Regions from separate parts of the Mus musculus genome. Here regions 1 and 3 are each linked to region 2. A link is a loop called in an ENCODE intact Hi-C map of the cell type or tissue named here. Cell type or tissue: left cerebral cortex. All regions are shown on one strand.

Region 1 (8,000 bases), 150 kb before region 2:
TGTTACGCATTAATACTTATAAGCAAAAAGTCTTCAGTAAGCATTAAATGTAATATGAATTGACTCAAAATTTATGGACAATAATCACTTCCTAATATGGAAAAATCTTGTCAGAAGTACACAAAAGCCACTTCCACATGCTAAAGGATTGATGAGAGAGACAAATTACTAGGCATATTTTTGTTAAATGCTACCATTTTAAAGATGAAATTGTTTCTTACTCAGTTCAAAGAAGGAGACGTTAGTAGTTGAAGATATTAAAAGGCATAAGAAAACTAACTTTCAAAACTAAGAAAAATTCTTAAAGAGCCAAAAATTATTCAAAGGAGCAAAAATTACTTGAAATGATGCATTTCTCTATTACATATAGCCTGAGATTAACACCAAAACTTGTCTCTAGGTAACTTTTCAAAACATGCTGAAGTGTGAAGGGAGGGTTGGAACCCATTCATCAATGAGATTTTTCTAAAGTATTAGAGAAAAACAGCTTACAATAGAAGAAAAATAGTATCATTGTTCGTTTAAAAACCTCATTAAGAAAAAGACAAGAGGCACCTTATTTTTAATATTAAAAAACATATTAAACATATATTAAAAAACATTACCAAGTATACTCAAGCTCTACAAGTATGGGAGTTTGTAGACAGCAGAGAAAAAGTTAGGTTATCCTTAAATACCAACTAGTTCCAATCTATAATATTGACAAAGGTCACTAACTAGATAAAAACCACCTTTGCTTCTAACCTAAAAAAGGGAAAAAAGGAAGAAAAAAAAAAAAAGAACCAACAACCTATCTTCTACGTTCTCCCCCATTCTAGCAACACTTCTCGATAAGCATTGCTGCAGCTGGAGAAGCCCTTATAAAGAACATTTCAATGCTGTTTCTGCTGCGATTTACCACTTTGAGTTAAAGAACATTTCACAGATTACCAAGTATCTTCCGCCCCCTTCACACCAACAAAAACAAATGAAAACCCACAAACAGCACTGACACAAAAACAGTAGAGTAGGGTTTTGTACCACAGAACCAACCCAGCATTGTGGAGGGCTGAGGAAGAACTATGGTCTCTGTCCCAAGTTCAAGGCCAGCTTGGGCTACACAGACAAATTTGACACAAGTCTGGAATCGGAACCATGGAAAAAAGAATCCCATGGGTAGTCTTTCAAAAGAATGTAAACAAAAGCATCTCTCCAAGTATATATTTTTCAAAACCCATTTATAATTTATTCACAATCCCCTACAGAATGTTTATAGTGGAGTCACCATTTAAATATCCCTTCCACTTTCCTACATCGGGTCAGTTAAAAAGCAGCCTGTCTAAGTACCACAGCCAACCAAAGGATGGCTTCTATGAAACGTCCACAGCCAGGGAACAAATCGCAACGAATAATGGGTTTTGTCTGTGGCAACAACTTGTTCTAACAGCACTTCATGACCAGTGGGTCTTAGAATTCACACCGCCGTATTTTTTTTTTCTTCAAGTGCAAACCTCACAGCCAAAGTCCAAGTGAGAAACAAGATTCCTTACAGCGAATTCCCTTTCAGGACAAGCTCGCTCTTGCTTCACAGGGCAAAGCAACTTTCATGTATGATGAAAGTCAGTTTGGCTAATGTGTCCGGGAGTCATTTAAAAAGAGAATTTACTATCCTTGCTATATCCCTATTTTTTCCTGAAACATTCCACTGACTCAAGGACTGAGTGATCCACTGAGCTTTGTACCCTAGGGCAAAGGAGCAACAAGAAAAAGGAGGTGGTTTTACAGGTGGCTCCTAGGTTAGAAAGCAACTGGGAGGAGTCCGCTCTATTAACTGTACCTAAGTTTATGCTGGAGTTACATTATGCCGCTTAAGCAAGATAGTTATCCAAAATACAGCTAGCATAAATTAAAACGTTTCCAAACCTGATTATTTGTACTTAAATATATTGATCCATTTCGAACCGCTACACATCACACTCAAGCTTCTAAATTCAAACCACCAATGTTAACAGTTCCAGGAACTGATACCAAAACCAGCAAAGCCCTTATCCATATCCTCATATGGATTACAAAAGGGGGGGGGGGGTAGAACATGCACAACACACAACTTCAAAACTCAGACAATATAATGATGGCAAATAAAAATAGTAACTTCCCACAAAGCCTTCCCCACACCACACTGAATCCCTTTGTTTCTACTCCCCACAAGCGTAAATGGAATAAAAGCCGAGTAACTGGGCATAGTATTGAAAGAAGGAGGTGACAAGAAGTCAAAGGAACTTAACGGAAGCTAGAATGGCAAAGATGACCGAAAAGGTAGATAGAAAGGTAGAAAAGGAAACCACAAAGAAATGGGAGGAGGGGAAAAACACTTCAAGAGCTGAGAAGTGACAGAAATCTGGTCCCACCAAGCAGAGTTAGTACGGAAATACGAAAAAAAAAAAAAAAAAAAAAAAGAAAGGAAAGGGAATTTTAAAAAGCTAATGGAACAATGGGGCGGTGAGCCTGAGTCCTGGAGACATTAGCCGGGGAATCACTGAGCGGACGGCTGCTAGGAGGTACGGGACGGGTGGGATGGAAGGGCAAAAGGGGCTGCAGTAGCTGGGAGAGGAGTCTGAGTGAGGAGCTGGGTGGGAGGCAAGTTGGTGGAGCGCGATGGGCTTGGTGGTGCCGGGGGCTAGGAGGCGAGGGTCTCAGGGGATCTCTGGGGGCGCAATGGATTGTCACATTTTTTTTCTCTCTTTTGAGAGAAGAGCAGAGGCCGTTAAAGGCAGGTGTGATGGGAGCAGAAAAGAACACACAGCTCGACCAGGCACAGGAGCCATCGTGCAGATAAGACGCAGGGAGGGAAGAGGCAGCCCAAGAGAGAGAGGAGGACGATGGAGAGGGGTCGGGAGAGGATGCGGGGGGTCTTCACTCACAGTCCAGGTGCTTTTTCTTGGGGCCCATGATCTCGTGGGTCGTGGCCTTGCATACTGTCTTAGATACCGCGGAGCCAGTGACACTGTGCTGGGCCGCGGTGATTCGGTCCGTCAGGCTCTGGCCAGACATCTCTGCGGCTCGTCCGCCACCCCTTCCGCTCCGCAGCCGGCGGGGCCTGGGACCCCCAAGCGCCCGAGGGTCCCCACCCCCCACCGCACCCCCTACCCCCACCGGCTCCCCGCCCGCCTGCCGGCCTGGGGCGGGGCTCAGGGCCGCGCGCCGCCACCCGCTCCGAGAGCCCCGGCTCGCGTGTTCCCCCGGCGGGCTCCCACACCAAGTCGGGGCCACTCCCGGGTCCCGCGCCTCAGCCTCGGCCCACCCCTTCCCTGGTCAGCTGGAGCCCGACCGGGTAAGAGGGCCAGGCAGCTGCAGGAAAATGGCGGCGCCAGGCTCCTCCTCGGAGCTTTCCGGGCTGCCCCTAGGTCACGTGACTCGGGTTCCGCCCCCTGCTCGCTTCCTCCCGCCCCTTCTCCCTTCCCTTTCCTCTCCGGCGCGCCCCCCTCCCTCGCTCCGGCGAGGGAAGAGCGGGGCGGCGCCCGCGCGCTACGTGGTGGAACCCGCCCGGCGGGCGCAACAGGAGGCCCGCCCGCGGGGGACGGCGCGGCCCGCCGCGTCACGTGACGCGCCCTGCCAACAGGTCGCCCGAGGCAGGGCCCCGCGTGTCGTAGGGGGGCGGGGGGGAGGGGCGGCCCGCTGCGCCCCTCTTTCACCCCGGAGGCGAGGACGCCCGCCCTCGTGTCAGAGGCTGACGCCGTGGGCTTGACAAAGAGGTGAGGCAGCTGCTGCCTGTGCGTAGTTTTCACCCCGAACTGGAGGTGCCTGGGCTCCGGGGCTTCGCCTCGCTCAATTTGGCGCCGACCCCACGGCCCTCCTCCTGCCTTAAAGAAAACGGCTCCAGCCAGTCTCTTTCTGAGCCTACACACAGGCCTCTTCAAATGCACCCCGCTCTCCCTTTTAGTAACAGGGCTTTGGGGCTTTTTTTTTTTTTTTCACCCCCTCGTCTTCTTTGAGAGTGTTGGAAACGTCACCTAGTTTTGTTTATCTCGACTTACTAAGAGTCGCCACGTTCCTGCCAGTCTAAATTTAGATAGAAGCCAGCCCGGTATTCATTCTCTGCGGTGTCAAATACGACAGGAAACACATAGCTTCAGTGGAATTTGAAAAGGGAAGTAGTAGGGTGATGTCAACAGTGATTAACTTGACCCTACAAGGCTGACAACCAGCGAGATTAAAGGTCCACACCATAGAAGGAAGTGAGACAGCTCGGTAAAAGGAGAAGTCCCATTCAGAGTCAGACATCAGTACCTGCGATCTCCCCTGGTTTAGCCTTTCTTCCCTTTGGCCTCTTTTCTCCTCTTGTGTGAGCCAGATTTCCATGGAAAGATATTGACTCTGCCCTGTAGGCATTTTAGACCAGTATTACATCCCGAGACTTAGATCTATGAAATCCAGAAGATCTATGAACAAAGCCTTTTTAAATGTTACTAGTGCTCCACATTTAACTCAAGAGTTAGGGATAAATTTTAAATTCTCTGTGAATGTTAAGTTACCATCATGGTTCTATGTAATCTTGCTAGTTTCAAATGAGATTCGAGCGTACTCAAAATCTGTGTACACCATCTGCCAACCAAATCTAGAATATTGCGCTTAAATCTGTTAACTCTCAACGGATGAAAAGCTAATAGATGTTTAAAATTGTGTGTGGTATGAGGAATTCTGTGGTCTCTTCACATTCCCTTTCTATCTCACACGCCATTCTGAAGCACGGTGATTTTGGCAAGAACTCACAATTCTTATTAAGGCTGCAGGTTTCATTCTTGTCACACCAGCTTGAGAATTCACAAAACTGTAAAACTCCCTTTGGTGCATCTGCATTCCATTTGTAATTTGGTACCCTGTGTTTATCAGGCAGTGGAATGACCGGGAATTTTTGTTTGGTTGGTTTTTGTCTGTGGTGTGTACTCATGTATGCATGTTCACGTGACCCACATGTGTGTGCAAGTTTTAATCCATTATAATTTCTTTTATTCTCAAACTATTCTACTAATTTCTTAGCTAATTTCTTTATCATTGTTTAACCAACTATCCAGTTAATATTTTCTGAACCTATAGTGGGATTGTTTTTGCACTAAAATTGTCTAGTAACTCTCTAAAGATTGTGTCTCCACAATGTGCCCACCCATGCCCTACCCCCATACCACCAATTAATATGTTGAATTTTAATCCTCAAGAGTGTTAAGATGTGGCCTAATGGGAAGCATTTAAATCATACACGGATTAATACTAACTATAAAAGTATTTGAAGTTCCTACTCTTTTCTCTTTCTCTTTGCCTTGTGCTCTAAAATAACCAAGCTCTTGATTTCGGGGACCTCCTAGCCTCCAGAATTGATCAATGTATGCTTATTAAAAATTAACCAGTTCTGTGGGTTGTGGTGGCAGCAGCACTTGCCTTTAATTATAACACTTGGGAGGCAGAGGAAGGCTGATCTCTGAATTTGAGGCCAGCCTGATCTACACAGAGAAACCCTGTCTTGAAAAACAAAAACAAAAAAGTTACCCAGTCAGAGCTGGTGCTGGTTGTGGTGGTAGTTGTGATGGTGATGGTAATGGGTAGTGGTAATGGAGGTGGTGATGATGGTGGTGATGGTGGTGGTGGTGGTAGTGTTGATGGGGGTGATGGTGGTGGTTATGGTGGTGATAATGCACCTTTAAGTCCAGTGCTTAGAAGGCAGAGACAGGTGGGTCTCTGTGAGGTTGAAGCCAGCCTGAACATAGTTTCAGGAGAGCCAGGGCTATGTAAGGATACCGTGTCTCAAAAAACAAACAAAAATTATCCAATCTGCAGTCTTCTGCTATAGCAACAAAAAGTAAAGCAAGCTCCACTGTCACTGTCCTAGAAGCTTCAGGTCTCTGTGCCATGGAAACAGGACTCTTTAGGATCTACCCCTGACCTAACTACTTACTGGACCTCATCTCTTTCTAGTTTCCTACTGTATGCTGCCTACTACACTTAGAAATACCATTTTGGTGTACATCCTAATGGGTATGAATCTCCTTTTGCTACTGATTGTATTCTGTATTTACTTCTTCAATTGCTTTACTGCACTAACATGGGGAGGGAAAAAAGAGAGGCTTGTGGTTTCAATCTAGACTGCCTCCTACAGAATCATGTGCCTATTCCTGGGGCTGTAGAGAGGGCCCAGTGTTAAGAACATTTGCTGTTCTTGCTGCGAACCTGAGTTCAGTTCCCAGGAACTGGGTTAAATCATAGCCATCTCAAATTCCAGCTCCAGGGGATGTAGTGTTCTCTCCTGGCCTTTGAAGACAAATGCATATATATATATATATATATATATATATATATATATATATATATATACACACACACACACACACACAGACACATGGGTCCCTATAAATAATTTTTAAATTATAAACTTTTTAAAATAAATAAATACCTGGTCCTGAATTGGTAGTACTATTTTGGGAGGTTATGGGGCCTGTATGATGGAGGTAGGCCCTAGGAGGTATTCCTTTGAGGGTTATAACCTAACCTACTCCTTCTGGTCCTGCTGTGTGCTTTCTGTTTGATCAGTCATGTTACGAGCTCTGCTACATGTTCCCACGAACACAGTGCCACTCTACGTATCTCCCCACTACTGATGAATGGGCTGAGACATGCTGAAACCAGGAACGACAGTCCTTTTATGAGGTACTTCAGTCGGGTATTTTGTCTTAGTGATAAAAAAAGCAACTGATACATATCCTCGTTACATCAAATTTACAGCGTAATGATAGTTGGGTGCATGAATGAAAACACAACTTATTTAAATAGACCATCACTGCAAATCTTCCATTTGATAAAATCTTCCCGAGTTTCTATTAATATATTGTGTCCATTGTATAATTATCCTATAATATCTGTCTGAGGCATCATCCTTACTCAGTATTTTATTAATCCATTCTTTCAAAAACTATGTATTGAACATTTACTGTGGGTCAGGCACAAATTTAAATGCTCTATCCTGGTCTAATGATGAACTCAATAGTTCTGTACAAACTATCAGTTCTCTATTTCAGTCCAACTTGAAGGCAAGTTTGATTTACAATGAACAGTCCCCAAACTGTGTAAATAGCATATGTTAGTCCCCACTAAATATAAATGTGTGTGTGTGTGTGTGTGTGTGTGTGTTTGTGTGTTGGAGAGAGTCCTGGAGTCCAGGAGGAAGAATAAACAGTGTTTAATGCCTTCTATCAACTACAAATACAACAAAACTTTTTCATGTAATTCTTATAATAATTGCAAAACGTATTGTACTTATCTAATACAGCAATACAAACAAGCCCAATAAAGTAACCTCCCTAAGTTCCACAGATTCTAAGTGTCAGAAACAAGATTTAGGAACTCATTTTTTTTCTATTACTATATATAGACCATTTAGTCAATAATTGAAGCAACTGACAATATAAATTAAATTCACTCAACAAATAGATCTTCTCTGTAGACAGCATTCTAGGTCGTGTTGGATATTATAATATTATAATGTACACGATAAGCATGGTTTCTATTCTTAGACTCTGGTAGGATAGGATTGTATTTGTAGGCTTCCATGTTTTGTGATCTTATTTTGAGATAAGCTCTTATTCTGTAGCCCAACATGGCCTTAAACTTACTATTTAGCCCAGGCTAGCCACAAACTCATGTTCCTCTAGCTCCAGACTTCTTAGTGTTAAGATTACAGACATGTACCATCATCCCTGGCCTGTTCTTAGACCTTAAAAAAATCTTGAAGTAGGAAGAGAGGAGAAAATAAGTGGGAATTAAAATGTGTGCTTGACCTGAGGCTCCTGATAATGTCTATGACTTAAAAGTAAGAAAGTGGGCCTGGCATGGTGGCACTTGCCTGTAATTCCAGAGCTTGGGAATTAAGAGCTCAAGGTCAGTCTGACCTGCATAGACCCTGTGTCAAAAAGAGAGTGAACGGAAAAGACCGTGGAAAGAAATGACCAGGTTTTGTGTAGTTGCTACTTCATTTA
Region 2 (8,000 bases):
CATTTATTTGAAATATTCTAGGTCCTAAGATAAAGACCTTTGTTTAATTTAGTAGTAATTGTAGTCTTCAAGAAATTAAGCACACATAGACCAGAAAGGACTTTCTCTCAAAAAAGCAATGTATTTAACTTCTTAAAATCAACATTAGGCATAGAGGTGGTTTTATTTTTCAGTGAATAAAAGAGAACTTGGCTATCTAAAGCAAATTATTATAAGTGCTTTTGAAGTTAAGACAACTTTTTCTCTTATCTAATACATGCTTATTACCAGAAAGACAGAGAAGCCGAAAGACAGCCAGCCATGATGGGCATATGGCTCTGTGATGCAGCACCTGCCTGGTGTGTGTAAGAGACTCTGGGTAAGATCTCCAGCCAGGGAGGAGTGGATGAGAAGAGAAGATGAACATATTGGTAGCTTAGTGGGGAGCCATATGGTACTGAGAAAGGGGCAGGCCCCAGAATTAAGCTGTGTGGATTCAGGCCTTGCCATTCCACACGCTAAAGCAGCTTGATGTCTTAGCTTCAGCTTTCTTATCTATAAGTGAAATGATAGTATAAAAAATGAAAGATTAAATTAGATAAATTGTGTAACGGACCTTCAGTGAATGTGACCTCTGGACTCAACTTTCTGGGCCCTTTTAGTCCTAGCATCTTCAAACAGGGATTGTGCTGGTTTTGATACAGTTGAAAGGAACACCTTCCATCTCAAAGTCACCGTGGACAAAAATGTGTTTTCCTTCTTCTTCTTCTTCTTCTTCTTCTTCTTCTTCTTCTTCTTCTTCTTCTTCTTTTTTTCTTACTGCATAGGAGGAGATTTCTGATAAAATCTTATTCATAGAGTTCACCCTGGTGATGTGGGCACAGGTGAGCTGGTGGGCTGATCAACTCAGCTACCTCCCAGGCCCAGATCCAGGACTTTGAATTGGCCCACCCCAATGTCTAGCCCAACTATGATTGGCTGGAATGCATGAAAGGGCTGGTCCTACAGATCCAAAGCTGAGGATCTCCAAGGCAACAACAGGATATCAGAGAGGAGCATCCAGTATTGATAGTGTAGCAGAAGCCAGAAGACTTCTCATTGCAACGGACACCTGCAAGATGTGTGGACAAGGGTATACTGTGTGACACCCTGTGACACACTACAGCTTCCACGATGAGAGGTGTTTTGGGTTTTTTTTTTTATTCTATCTTATTTTCTTTTGGGGAGGAGGTTGCAAGGGTGGAGGGCAGATACAAAGATGAATGGGACTGGAGTGCATGGTGTAAAATTCACAAAGAATCAATAAAAAGTTGATTTAAAATCTTAATCATAAAATTAATAATTGTAAAGCAAAGTAAACCTTTGTTTCAAATTTCAAAGTTTTATCTCCCAGCAACTTTTCCAGAAAAGATAAACATTTAAACTTTTTCACCTAAATTGTCTCATTTAGCTTACATAAACTTCCTCTGAAAGACTAAGACACTGGAGGGCGAAAGGAAAATACTTTTTATTATTAAGTGGGTGCCCAGCAAATGTCTTGTCTGTTTCTACCTCTTCATTTCACAAATGACAAATGACAATATAGAAACAATTCTGTCCTATAATTTCTACCTCTTCATTTCACAAATGACAAATGACAATATAGAAACAATTCTGTCCTATAATTGAGGAGAGGAAGTTCTTCATTCAGACATTCCCATGGCTTAACAATACACCCACCAAATCCACAAGGCTCACAAATTTATTATTTGTCTGTCAAGATTGTACCTGAGGGGACAAGTGAGCTGGCTCAGTGGTTAAGGCTGGCTACAGGCTGGCTACAGGCTGGCTACAGACTGGCTACAGGCTGGCTCGCAAACGTTAGTGACTCCAGTCCCAGGGATCCAACATCCTCTGACTTTGTGTACCAGTACAGACATGTGGGGCACAGACATACACACACTCATACACACATTTTTTTTAATCTAAAAATGAAAAATTAAAGAGTTTTTAATGATACGGGCAAATTTAGTTACCTTTCCCTATATTAAAAAATTGCCTTTTACCTAAGTCTCACAAACTCATGCAGTTGCTCACAGTGACTTATAGGTCTTGTCAGTTTCCTAGAGCCTCAGCTTTCAACAGCTAAAACGAACACTTAAGACTATGAATTATGACAATTCAGAACCATGTAATTTTTATTTATTTATTTTTGGAAAGAGGGTCTATAACGAAGCCCAGGCTGTCCTGGAACTCCTCGTGTAGACCAAACCAGTGTGTAGCTCTAACACACTGCAATCGACCTGCCTCTGACACCCTAGTGCTGGAATAAAAGGCATGCCCCCATACTCTGTCCGATCCATACAATTAAAAAAATTTTTTTTCAAACAGGTTTTTAGTAAATAGCCTTGATTGGCTCGGAACTTGCTATGTCGACCAGGATGATCTAAAGATTGAGGCGAGCAGGCAGTACTTCCGTTGTTGCCCTTCCGATGTTGGATTACTAGAATGTATCATGCATCACAAGGTATTTTTACTTAAGTCTAAATATGTAATTTAAAATACAGGCTTACTTAAGCCAATAGTGGCACCAACCGGTTGAATATAACCAATCATTGTAATAAGTATTTATTAGATAAAATATCTGCCCAGAACGGAGGCGTGTCCGTAGGCACTGATTTGGTACCGTTTTGAAATCCTCCCCGAAGCTTCAGAAACCGGTGGAAAGACTACCTGGTTCAGCAGACAGAACCGAGGGGAGGAGGGGCCAGGAGGCGGCCTGTCGTCTCCGTAACCCAGCGCGAGAATACGCCTCAGCGCATGCGCACCTGCAGGTGGGACCCGTCCATGTGCCCGATGGGGGAGGCGAGCAGGGAACAGCCTATAGATTTTGAATCTCTCCCTTCAAAAAAAGAATCTAGGCTGTGAGAAGTTCCGTAAACACTAACTCGAAGTTGTTCTCCCGAGCTCCGCATCAGGGACCGTAGACACAGACCCCCTAAAACAAGAGGTGACTTCTCTTTCCTCCCCCCTCCCTCGGGAGCAGTGGTGGGCCGATCCAGGCCACAGACTTTCGTTCGTTTGCAGCGGGTCGGAGATCGAAGGATTGAGCCAATTGCGGATGAAACGTCTTGGCCAGGAAGGGGGTGAGGGAGCAGCCCTTTGAGTTCCGCCTCGTCTCTAGGCGCTGGTGGGGAAGGGGGACGTAGGAAACCCCTGCCCTCTGAGCCAGCAGATCCGACGCCTCGGTGCAAAGTGTCGAGAGGGCGGCGGGAAAACCGCCCGCCCGGACCAAGGGACGGGAAGCAGCCGGGAAGCCGTGCGGGAGGGCGCGCGCGTGCGCGCCCCTTTTTCAGCAGTGTGGCGGGGTCGCACGCACGCCCGCCTCGGCGGCTGGGCGCGATTTGCGACAGTGGGGGGGGCGGCGGCGGTGGCGGCGCCGGCAGCTTTGCGGCAGGCTCGGGCCGGGCGTGCTTGACGGCGGTGTGGCGGAGGCCCCGCCCGAGGCGGCAAGAACCTGGAGGGAGGCGGAGGAACATGTCCGAGAGGGAAGTGTCGACTGCGCCGGCGGGAACAGACATGCCCGCGGCCAAGAAGCAGAAGTTGAGCAGCGACGAGAACAGCAACCCGGACCTCTCGGGAGACGAAAATGTGAGTGCAGCCCCGCCTGTCCCGGGACTGTGGAGTAGAAGTTTCAGGTTCTTTGGTAACTGCGGTCGGGGCCGGCGGGCGGGCGGCCGTGGGGGGAGGGAAAGGTGTCACCCGCGCTCAGGAGAACGCAGGCGTGCGGGGAAGTCCGGTTTGGCTGGGGCTTTCGAGCTGGGACTGCGGCAGATAGCAAGCAGAAAGTTGTCGAGGAGCGGATTAAAGGTCCCAAAGGGTCTGCGAGGTCCGCTCAGATCGTCCCTGCGTGGGAGACGGAGTTTGTGCCTTTGGGGGCTTGACGCTGATTGCGAATCTGAGATTGTACTTACTGGTTTAAAAGGCATGCTCGAGGTAAGAGGTTCAGTTTTCCCCAGGAAAGTTGGTACGAAGGGTCCTCGTAAGGATCCGAGGGGCTGTGTCACTGTAGAGCACTACGGGATCTTCAGGATGGAAAGTATAGATCTCTGGCTTGGGTTTACGTGACCGTGCGGTTATGTATGCCCCTTTCCATGGAAGTGCGGTGTGCCTTCGTGTCGACTTTTTTGTGGAAGGAGTAGAATCGAGAAGATCGTAGAGGGGGAGCCACCTTTGATTAAGGCAAAGGAGGGAACAGTTTGAAAGTTTTTGCTTAATGTAAAGGGATTGGAAGATTTCAGGCCACCGTGGTAAATTCTGTACTTGAGCCAAGTGTGAAGATTAAGGGAAGTCGGTGCTTAGAGAAATGCCGCCCCGTAAAAAAAAAAAAAAAAAAAAAAAAAAAAAAAAAATACTATGCAAGCGTTGTAAAGAGTACTAGACACGTGTTCTAATAATTAGATACTTATATTCTGATAGGGTAGCGTAGAGGCTTTGGCCTTTCGTATAATGATTACTTAGACTTTAATGAAAATGTCAAATTTATAATGAGGAAATTGTCAGGGAAAAAATTTAAGTGAAAGCTCATTTTATCTTTCCAAACTCCTAAGGTACATTTTTTGATGCTTTCTAAATTTATCCATAGTTGAATGATTGAGTTAGCTTTTGCTTCGGTCCCTTCAAAGAGGGACAAGACTTAACGTTTTGGTATGTGTGTTTTTGACACATTATTGAACCCTTTGGGGTCCTCTCAGAAAAAGGGATTTTTTGTTTGTTTGTTTGAGTTAGAATCTCCCTGTTCAACATAGACTCTCCCCATGCTGCCCTCACACCTGTTACCTTCCGTGCTTTAACCCTCTCAGTACCTAGAAGACATTTATGCACCACCATATCCTGCAGAATACTGTGGATGTATAGATGAAGCACATAAGATTACAAACCAGACCAAGTATAAAACTTTAAAATATATTTAATTTTCTTAAAGGGACAGAGGCATAAAAGCTCATTTGTAAAGCACATGCCTGACATCATTGGAGGGACAGGTTCTTTCCTCACCAAAGGGTGTGTGTGTGTGTGTGTGTGTGTGTGTGTGTGTTGGGGGGGGGGTGTTGTATTTTATTTTTTAAGTTTTGCAACAGGATCTCACTTTGTACTCTTTGTTGGCCTGGAATCCAGAGATCAGCATGTCCTGCCCACTAAGTGTTGTAGCAAAGGTTCGAGGCACAACACCTGGTTTCCCATCTAGAAGGAGTAATGGAACCATTGAGGGAGGTGATAGGGCTGATTTTTACCACCTGCACCAATTGTAATATGAGATGGGATTTTTAACTGGAAAATCCAAAATCGGAACTTTTTGCATAGAAGAACAATCGACAGGTGAGGAGAAACAGATAATCTGTGGTTTTCCTTTTTTTTAAATCGGGATCTTGTACTTCCCGTGCTGGCTAAGGTCTGCCTTTGCCTCCTGGGAATCAGATGCCTGGATGAAAATGATTTCAATTTAAGAGGCCAGTTTAGATTGTAACAATTAAAACTTCCACTAAAAGCTAATTGTACATTTACATCAAATTGCAATTCAATCACTTGTAGGTCACCTGCTTTATGTCAAGTACTTCATTCCTTGGTTCTTGGTTGGTTTTTTAAAAAGACATTTATTTTAGACCAATGTGAAGTTTGAAAAATCTTAAGAACTAATGTTTTTAAATGAATTAGTGGTTTTTAAATACCTTTTGACACTTCTATTTATTTTGTACCTTTTGTAATGTAATACAAAACCAACTTTAGGGAGCAGTAACTTAGACCACAAAAGCCGTGGGCTTCACTCTAACGACTGTTGGATACACTCAGACAAAATGGTTCGTCTGGAATGGATTTAGGGACTACTACTACCTAGTGATATATGGAAGTATCAGGGTGATACTTGGAAATTTTTGTATTCCAAAGAAGACTTAAGTATGGGTTCTGAACTGAAGATAAGAAGTCAGAAGACTTCTCAGTATTTCCTGCAGCTATATCTGTTTGGGCAGATTATTATAGTGTACAGAGTTCAGATCTCTGCACAGAGTAGAAATACATTTCATGGTAGGATTCAGACTATGAGGTGAATTGCATTTACATATAGTGTAGACCACGGAGAGCTTATTTAAAATGCTAAATGGTTTATGTTATAAATAAGTAGTCTTTGCATAACAGATGCTTTTCAAAACTACACCTAATATAGGAAGTAATAACACTCTCGCCCCAAATGGCCAACCTGAGTAGCAGTCAAATAAATTATGAAGATGTGTAGTAGGTCAGTCAGATTTATTGAATTATGTTAGTGAAATATTGAATCTTAGCAACTGTTTACCAGCAGGAGAGCAGTTAGTTTCCCCAGCATTTTCTTGTGGACAAGTGGCATTCCTACAGAGCTGTGTAGGAGTGAGTGAGGCTTTGTATTGGTGTCCCTGGTGTAGACCAGTGTCTTATTTAAAGCCCAGATTTGCCTATATCTTCCACTTCTCTGCAGTCTAAGTTTTCCACTAGTATTCTAATGTATAACTGGATTTTATGTCCCCACCTGCAGCCAGGAGTACAAGTCTCACTTTTTGCACACTTTTAATTAAGTCATCTTTTTAAAGATTTATTTATTTTATGTATATGAGTACACTGTAGCTGTACAGGTGGTTGTGAGCCTTCATATGTTGTTGGGAATTGAATTTTTTTGTAGGACCTCTGCTCCCTCCAGTCAACCCTGATTGCTCAATCTCTGCTCAATCCGGTCCAAAGATTTATTTATTATAAATAAGTACACTGTAGCTGTCTTCAGACACACCAGAAGAGGGTGTCATCTCATTAAGGATGGTTGTGAGCCACGATGTAGTTTTGGGATTTGAACTCAGGACCTTCAGAAGAACAATCAGTGCTCTTACTCGCGGAGCAATCTCAGCCATCTTTTTAATAGTGAAGTCCCTTGCTTTTAAATACTGTGTACATCTGTTTGATGAAGCTCCTAATTTATTTACTGCTCACAGGACGATGCTGTCAGTATTGAGAGTGGCACAAACACAGAACGCCCGGACACGCCCACAAATACGCCAAATGCACCAGGAAGGAAAAGCTGGGGAAAGGGAAAATGGAAGTCAAAGAAATGCAAATATTCTTTCAAATGTGTGAACAGCCTCAAGGTATGTGCTGGAAGCTCTAGACTTCAGACTTCTCTCAGGGCATATGGGATACCCTTAGGTCTAAACTATTTTAAAACTACTGTTTTAAAGGGGTTTCTGTTTGTTTAAGTTGACTATTCTAATCTGTCACACAGTTAATCAAGTGAGCTTTGTTTATCCTTGTTCTTTACTTTGAATGTATAATAGTGAGTATTGTAGGCTGTTCTTGACTTATTTGTTGATCCAAATAAAGGACTTTAAGAAATGTTACTCTTTATATTTCAGTAAACTATAACCAAAGCCACTTCTGACATCAGTTACTAAAAAAGAACTGAGTGTGATCTGTTAACTGGTCCCTAGCAAATGCCAACACATCTTAATTTTTAGTTTTAAAGATATTCTAAACTTTTGCTTATAATTACCTTTTAACAAAACAATGTGACATTTTTTAAACTTCTGGGTTTTGGGTCCATCCACATGGCTCAGTGGATAAGGGTGTTTTTGCTGCCAAGTCTGACAACCTAACTTTAATCCTTGGAACCCAGATGGTGGGTGGTTCAAGAGAATTGATTCCTGAAGTCATTCTCTGATTGCCACGTGCCTGGTAAGCCGGCCTTTACACACACACACACACAATTTTTTAATTTATTTGTATTTTATGGACATTGCTATTTTGCCTGCACACATATGTCTGTGTGAGGGGGTTCCTGCAGGTAGGTGTTAGATTGGGAAGCAAGCTGCACAAAGAGATGAGAGTGAACATTTGGTACAAACTGACTTGGTTATCTTGGATCGGGGAAACCTAACACCAGGTGGTTTTATTGTAGGCATATCAAACAGAATTTGGAAGAGGGTCTCCAGGTAGCAATAATTCCCATACTCATTTCAGTTCCAGGC
Region 3 (8,000 bases), 450 kb before region 2:
CCCAGGCCATTAGGCTTAAGATGCTTATAGCATTTAGAAGATATCAGTGACTTGTTAGGAAGATGGAAAATAACTGCAAAAGCCTACTCTTAGCCAGTGGTCCACATTCTGATAACTGTTTTCAAGATTTATAATTAAATTTCTTTAAAAAGTACTCCCTGGCCAGCATGGATGTGGGATGCAGTACACCAGAGACTGTTAGTGGCCCATTAAACATTCATCCCCCTTCATTCTAGATCTTCCCAGGACATAGTGCGAATTAGCCTCATCCCCATCACAGTGGTACAACCTGATTCATCTGAATTCATCATGGCAAACATGCCCTCTGAAAACACTTGGCTGAAGTAGTTCTAGATGGCCTGGTTTGGGACAATGGATGCTGGAAGACACGCCAACTGGTTGGGTAGGGTAGGTATTAGGGAGAGAAGAGTTACAGTCTTTTTTCCTTGTGCCCTAATGGTTAGATCTTAAAGGTCTGCTCAGTCACGTAGTGGGGAAGGTAGATTCACTTGGTCAGGGCCTTGACCCAGCCACTCCACAGGTGTCTTGGTGAGAGAGGGCTTGGTAGAACAATAGGCACTGGTGCCGGGGCTCTTTCTAAGACTTTTTCCCTAAACCTCAATAGACTGGAGCTGTGGAGCCGTAGGGTTCCCGCCCATCCTTTCCTAAGAACTAACCTGAATTCAGTTCACTCACTGAACCAGGGGCAGTGCTCTGAAAACATAGCAGTTCATCAGGGCTTCTCTTTGCCAAATCTTACCCGTCTTTAGAACTTAGACTCATCCTTCAGGGCACACCGAGGACTTACGGTTTTGTACTTTTCCAAGACATCATGCTTAGCTCGGCATCGCAGCAGGCAAGGTGTTTTATTTAAGCTTAGCCTCTCTATTCTGTTGACTTTTATATTAGGGTGACGGCTTGAAATCATTGAAAAAAGTTAGGTCTGCTTTAGAAGAGAGTTTGGTTGTTTTGCTTTGAAAGTTTCCCCTTTAACGATAACGGTTTAGAATAAGCCAACTTACATGTTGTCAAGTTGTTCCAATGATAAATATTACTTTATAGAGGCAAGTACTTTAGTAGCAACCCTGGTTGCTTATTCTTGAATGGTCAGAGATTAAATACAAAGGGCTGTAGCACACAAGGAATAACACTCCCCACCCCACCCCACCCCCGCATGGGTGTGTTTCTGTTTCAAAGGTAGTTTATATACTTGGAGGAAGCATGGAATTTAGAGCCAGAAAGCAGACTTGCTTACTTAGTTGGCAGTGTCATGCACAAGAATAAAAGTATGATGCCCATTGTTAAAACTCTGATTTTGTAACAGTGATGAAGATTAAAGCAAGTCAAGGAGTCCCCTGGCATCCTGCCTAAGAGCCTTCAGTTTGCATCTCCCTCAGCCTCTCTGGGTCTTCATGGCTCTAGTTAAGCCACCCTCTTAGAGTCTCACTGTCTCATCTATAAAATAGTGACAACGCATCCTCTCTTTGAATGTGAAAAGTGTTAGACTCGGTGGTGGGTGGACAGAGGACCCAGTGGCTAAGAGCACTTACTGCTCTTGCTAAGAACCCTGGCTCAGTTCATGGCAGCTCACAACCATCTATGGCTCTAGTTCCAGAGAATCTGACACCATCTTCTGAGCTCCTAGAATACATACATGATGAGTACATACATGCAGGCAAAGCACCCACACACAAAAAATCTAAATCATTAAAGAAAAAAAATACTTGAAAGCAACAATCACATTCTCTATGCGTCCTTCTTCATTTATATCATGACATTGTCTAGGAAATAAGTTCAAAGGCAACCTGGGCTGTGTATGTTTCTCTCTCACACACAAAACAAGCAAGCAAACAGACGCACAACTAACAAGAACAGGCAAAGAAAGCCCCCAAGTAATAGTTCTTTTAAGTAAATCAAACTTGCTATGTAACTTTTGATGTTCCTGGCACCAAGTGAATGAGAAAATTGCTATGCTATAATCTATCTTATAGGTATTCATAATTGCATATAACAATGACTAAATATAGGAGAAATAAGAAAATAAATTATATTCTAGGAATTAACTTGATAACTTTACTTCCTTAGGAACTTTACATTAATCTACATTTAACTCTGTTAAATAGCTACTTTTACAAAACTGAATTATTCCTACAAAGAATGCCATAAGTACACATATACGCATTCAGCTTGGACTTTTAAAACACAAAATTACACAAAATGTATTGACAGAAACAGAAAACAATTTATGAGCTGCTACCAAAATCTGCTATGACTAGTTACCTTAAATTGAGGTAATTTTTTTGCCTATTAGCATATTGTAAAATAGTCTCAATAGAGAATGTCTAAATCCTCTCAGTTATTAAGGAGAAAAACCAAGAAAGTGGAAGTAAGATAGACTTGCAGAAAATATTAGAATTGGTTGATGTAACGAACTTGAATCTTAATGCTCAATAGAATGAATGTATCAGAGCTAGCTTTTACACTTTGGCACACAAGTGAATGATCAAACTTTTGCTTTGCCAAGCTAATACAAAATCAGATCCAATTAGAGCCTTTTTGCTGAGAAGTTTTTGTCCTACCATGCTGACTTCTGTTTGTTTATACGCCCACCTACAGTGTTGTAAGCCTATTGTTCTGCAATGGCTAATGGGGCTGTGTCTTCCCTTTTTTCCCCCACGATAGCATGTTTATTTTAGGATCCATTAAATCATACATCTTTTCAAGCTATCTATAGGAAGATGTCTGAGGCTGAGAATGAGTGAGTTATGAGGTAGAAGATACGGATAATCTTAAGAAACCTTTGAAGGTACAGCGGGGAACACTGGTTAATCTTAAATGTGTTCTAGTGGGTGTAACTGAAAATTAACATTAACTTTGCAACAGTAACAACAACAACGTCATAGTAAAGTAGTTTTTGTACTTAAAAGTATAGTAAATGAATTATCTTTGCTTTTGCCATAAATCTAAGGCACATGGACTTGAAATATTGACTGGAGACCACAGGAAGCACAATTTCTCTTATGGAAAGAGATGGCGGAGTTTGGCATTAAGCTCTCTCTCTTTGCTTAAGAGATCCAGGCTGTGCTTTTTGAAGGCTTCTGATTGCAGACGCAGCTCATCATAAGCTTTCTGGATCCCATCTACCCTGCGCTGAAGCTCGCGAACTCTCAGGTTGCTATCAACGGCCACTGCCTCTTGCTCAAAGCGTTCCAGCGCATGCTTCTTAGCCATGGCTGCTGTCTCCAACTTCTCCTCAAGCTGGCGGATCTCAGCCTGTTTGTTCTGAAGCACCTTGCCTCTCTCCATGGACAGCTGCAGCAGCTCCTCTTTCTCTCGCAGGACAGTCTGCAGCCTGGCCTGCAGCTCCTGGTTCAGGTTGAGATTAGCCTCTTGCTCCTTTCCCATCTGTTCCGTGGCCTGCTGGTGTTGCTGTTTGATGCTCTGCAGCTGGCTGCGCAGCTCCTCGGTCTCCTTGGCATGGTCACAGGCTTGCTGGTTCTGCAGGCCCAGCAGCTCCTCCTCTCGGGCCTGAGCCTGGCTAGCTTCGTGAGCGCATCTCTGTTTCAAGACCTCCAGTTCCTCCACCAGGGCCTTGTTGAGTGTAGTGAGCTCCAGTACCTTAGCCTCCTGGTCTTTCAGAGCCTGGCTGAAGAGGCTGTTGTTTTCCTGCCTCAGCCTCGCATTCTCCTCTTTCAGCTTGACGTTTTCACTCTTGTGCGCATCCTTGAAGCGAATCATCTGCTCGTGGTTGGATGCCAGGATCATGAAGTGATTCTCCAGCTTTTGGATGTGCTCACTCTGGGCCTTCAACTTCTCCATCTCCTGCAGCCTCTTCTCCTCCAGCTCCGAGTTGAGCAGTTCTAAGATCTGGCAGCGTTCCAGGGCCTCGTCGGATCTGCGTTTCAGGATGCAGATGAGCTGGGATTGCTCTTGGATGCGGGAGCGAAGCATTGCCTTCTCGCCCTTCTCCTCCTCAGACAGTCCCCTAAGGTTGGCCAAAGCTTCTCTCAGACCGTCCATTTCCTTAAACCCCAATTCCTCATCCTGGTTTTGCAGGTTTTCGTTTTGTTTTCCTAAGATCTCGTCGGGGGGTGGGGTATCCATCCTAAGAGTCTTCTCCTCCTGCGGCATAGACGCGCTCTGCGGGAGAACTGACTTCAGTCTTTCCCCCTTCTGATTTCAAAGGGGCGTTGCTATGGACGCTTGGCACTCTCCAGCGGTTGGTTTTTCCAGTAAGGAGTCCTATAATTGGTGGACAGGCCTGCAGAACGCAGTGAGGTAATAGGGGGAGTTCAGGGCCAATCTGGTCAGGCTACGCATGTCGTTTAAACCAATCACAGTTCTTAGTTCACTGCCACTGTCCCGCCTGTGCCGCAAAGACATAAGCCTTCCACAAAGTCAGCTTCCTATTCTCTACAAATCCTGATTTCTCATAAGAGTAAACAAAGTAAGCTTACAGTGACTTACTCTGCTCTTTATTCTGAAAAGAAACTGCTGTCTATAGAAACAATTCGCCATGGGTGCACACAAAGGAGAGTCTGGACCCAAGTCTTAGCTCAGCTGCTATAAATGAAATTTCTTTTGTTTCCCTTAACTCTAACCTTATCTTTGGGAGTGGACACCTTTAGTTAGACACTCAATCCTCCTGTTTATCTATTGGGAAAATAAATGGACAGACAGAAACGCAATGAACAATACAGATGCAATCAAATCAGAAACAAAAACCAAAAACCAAACCAAAACAACAACACACCCCATGATGGTTGATTACACTTGTGCCTTGCACACTGGAAACATGGAGATACAAGTCTGTTTGACAAGACGCCAAGAGTGATAGTCGAGTGTGTATAAAAGTGTCAGATAAGATTGACATATTAATAAAAACCTTAGAAGCATTAATAGAGCACCATGTTGAAAGAGAAATAAATAAATACATTTTAAAAACGAGACAGAAACAGCTGAGCAATGAATCTCAAGAATGATCCAACAAATGCAAGCAAAAATTAGATGGTATTTCATCCACCAAAGTCAGTAAAAATAAATGGATATAATTCTCATTAATTATGATTTCCCTTTAAACATGATAATGCTCAATTAGCTGTTTCTTTTGGATATTTAGATTCCAAGCTTCTTAATTATTATGAGGTAGATGGCAGAAGCTTTGCACAAGGTTCTTCTTCCTCCTCCTCCTCCTCCTCCTCCTCCTCCTCCTCCTCCTCCTCCTCCCCCTCCTCCTCTTCCTCCTCCTTCTTCTTCAGATTATTTCAAACAAACAGCTCCCCACAAGGACAGTTACTGGCTCTCAATACAGTTAAAGCACTTTTAGTTAGCATAGACACTCTTAACTGACTTTCATCCAGAATATAAAGAGCAAATGACCAGAAAATTTGAATGTGTCTCTTCTTGTTTTACATATAGTGAACATTGTATTTGTTGATTACCTTATATGGTTATGTGATATAACAAACTGAAATTATAAAATATATTTTCTAAGAACAGGAAAAACTCTCAAAATATTAACATCAGTTGTTTCTCCGGGTTGGAATAACTGTCTCCCTCCCTCCCTACCTACCTAAGGCCCACACACATAACAGATATTCAGAGATCTTTATTGAATAGTTTTTCCACATTTAAAAATGTATTTTGTTAAGTACAAATTAACTTCTGTAACATCAAAATCGATAGATTTTTTTTCTAAATTAAAGCAAAGAACTTCAAAAGATTTATTGAGGGTGCAGGAGGAGGAATACTAACACATAGGATGTTTGAAAAAGTTTGAGTAAACCTATTTTATAATCTTTTAAAATATAAATATTAGAATACACACACACACACACACACACACACACACAAACACACATATATATTTCTCCCTAGAAGCCATAGATCATGAAACAAAGAGCTAAGCATCAGGAACAAGACATTTGCCTTAAAGCTATTGATCAAAAAATCCAGAGACTCCTAAAACGACCCAGGCTATCTTCATTCTTCTTAGTTGCCCACCAAGACTTGATAAGACCCTGTTATTGGAGATACCACATGCTTTTGTCACAGAATATGGAAAATGAAACTGATCTTATTGGCTAGCTTTCATAGTGCTGGAAGGTGCTCTGTAGGCTTGCTGGGGGGAAAGACATCAACATTCTCACCCAGCTGTGAACCCTGCATACTATAATAAGGACCAGCTCAGCCAGATGTGCTCCTCAGTGCAAAGATGAAATGAATGCTATTCCATTTAAGGCCTGTTCCTCAAGGTGGAAGTCAACTGGGACAAGAACCCATGGCATGGTAGGTTAGAGGCCTAAGGAAAGGATTTACTACTATTGTGTTGTTAAGTGGACATAGATACAACATCCTTCTAAACATTTATCTTCCTACCTATTGATTAGTGCAGCTCTCAACCATCTTGCAGCAGATATGAAGAATACAGGACTAGAACACTCAGCTCTAAAGGCAGCACCTGCATTACCAGTCCCCAGTCTCCCCTAGAGCTCACGGGTCATCACAGAAGAGGGGGTGAAAGATAACAAGAGTTAGACGTTTGACGGCTTCAAATCAGTGTGTCCTGGACACCAAGGGGTGCTTTCTGGGTGTGAACTCATGAAGTCATAAGTGTATTCAGGAGACCTCCACAGGATCAAGGTAGGCAAAATTTCTATGTGGCTGTGTTGTGTGACAGTTTTCCTCATCAGATTCACCAGCCAGTCACTCCCAGAGTAATTGAGCTAAACTGCAAAGAAGACTCTGAGACCAGACCAGCTGTCTGGAAGAAGCAGAAAGCAGTCCAGCTGCCTGGAAGAGGTTCAGACCACATGGAAAGGACATTCAGACCACATGGAAAGGACACTCTCCAACCTATCGAGCAGGCTACAGGCTGTGCAGTGTGCTTCAGGTTCCCAGCCTTTGGGGAGCTGTCACCCATGCTGGGGTGGATTTTGGTGATGCATCCATCTTTGTTGAGTCACTTCTCCTCCTGTAAGTAAACCCCCCCACCCCATACTCTGGTAAGTAATCCCAATAAAACTCATTGGTTTGCTGATGGTATCGGACTTTGGCTTGTCCTGGGATCCCTCTCTGGAGTAAGGAGATGTGTGTGTGTGTGTGTGTGTGTGTGTGTGTGTGTGTGTGTGTGTGTGTTGCATCTTCTCAGGGAAAGTTTTGTCACACAACAGAAGGGAAGGAGCTCCACCCATATCTGAGAAACTGTTGGCAGTTGGTAGCCAATGGGGGAAGAAATTTTCTTTAGAGATGCTACTCCGGGTAGGTTGCCCTTTCTCCAACTGATGGCCCTACACCTAGTCACGAACTGGCAGTACCAACTAGACTGAGTGATTATATAGAAAGAAGAAGAAGAAGAAGGTGAAATGGAGAGGTGGCAGGTTAGGGGCATCTGGAAGGAGTTAGAGGGACAGAAGGGGGTGAATTTGATAAAAATATGCTGTATACAGATATGACATCTATCTATCTATCTATCTATCTATCTATACTTAAAAAGAATGAATCCAACACAAAAGAAGACTAGGTGAACTGCCACATCCACTCCAGTAGTGACACGCATGACAGGCCAAAAGCCTGGATGCAGTCCTGAGGCAAAGAGTTTCACAGAAACTTAGTCTCCTGGAACTGTGGCATTCCATAGCATGTATGGTCCAATTTTGTCCTTGCGAATGGATCTGTGTGCTTCCTTTCAGTATTGTTTTGTCATAGGTGCCTCCAAGCAATGACTTGCCAAATACCTAAGCAAAATCGAACTTTGCTTCCTGGCCTTCATCAATGCCCTAGGTAGTCCTTGAGCCTACCCTGGGCTTGGAATTTAGTAAGAATGTTGCCTATTCAGTGACATTCAGAATTGCCTCTGGTATTACACTATCACTTAGAATAAAAGCCAAGTTGCTCCCATATACAGGAATTTACAATGGTTTAGGAAGTAGATCGGGCTGTGGTTTTAGAGTATTGCATTATTCATGAGATGGTTAGCTAGAAAGGAACTCCCTAATTAT

What was found. A loop is a pair of places that touch in the nucleus more often than their neighbours do. Peaks named below come from ENCODE experiments on the same cell type or tissue, not always from the same donor. Only the 100,000 strongest peaks of a DNase experiment are listed, where the experiment ranks them.
Region 1: a loop joins it to region 2, with 2.1 times the contacts of the local background. A loop is called at or near these places in 8 of 42 quality-filtered maps.
Region 3: a loop joins it to region 2, with 2.4 times the contacts of the local background. A loop is called at or near these places in 16 of 42 quality-filtered maps.

Annotation. Positions count from the first base shown.
Region 1 is chr7:90,125,603-90,133,602 of GRCm38, reverse strand. Picalm (phosphatidylinositol binding clathrin assembly protein) reads right to left here and starts at 3,390. Exons shown (of 20, transcript NM_001360867.1): 1 at 2,901-3,390. The coding sequence starts at 3,030. It overlaps 2310010J17Rik (RIKEN cDNA 2310010J17 gene), which reads left to right and starts at 3,667. Exons shown (of 3, transcript NR_046007.1): 1 at 3,667-3,731; 2 at 6,559-6,675. In left cerebral cortex, no CTCF peak of the experiment used is centred here; DNase peaks (open chromatin) are centred at 2,793, 3,406, 4,117, 4,537 and 4 more places; H3K4me3 peaks cover 3,879 bases; H3K27ac peaks cover 3,520 bases.
Region 2 is chr7:89,976,021-89,984,020 of GRCm38, reverse strand. Eed (embryonic ectoderm development) reads left to right here and starts at 3,045. Exons shown (of 12, transcript NM_021876.3): 1 at 3,045-3,609; 2 at 6,972-7,124. The coding sequence starts at 3,496. RefSeq lists cis regulatory regions at 2,568-2,575, 2,771-2,778, an enhancer at 2,750-2,786 and a promoter at 1,447-3,209. In left cerebral cortex, no CTCF peak of the experiment used is centred here; DNase peaks (open chromatin) are centred at 2,786, 3,027 and 3,376; H3K4me3 peaks cover 2,941 bases; H3K27ac peaks cover 2,244 bases.
Region 3 is chr7:90,422,715-90,430,714 of GRCm38, reverse strand. Ccdc89 (coiled-coil domain containing 89) reads right to left here and starts at 4,403. Exons shown (of 1, transcript NM_027298.1): 1 at 2,051-4,403. The coding sequence starts at 4,131. The coding sequence ends at 3,019. In left cerebral cortex, no CTCF peak of the experiment used is centred here; DNase peaks (open chromatin) are centred at 3,927 and 4,259; H3K4me3 peaks cover 1,178 bases; H3K27ac peaks cover 271 bases.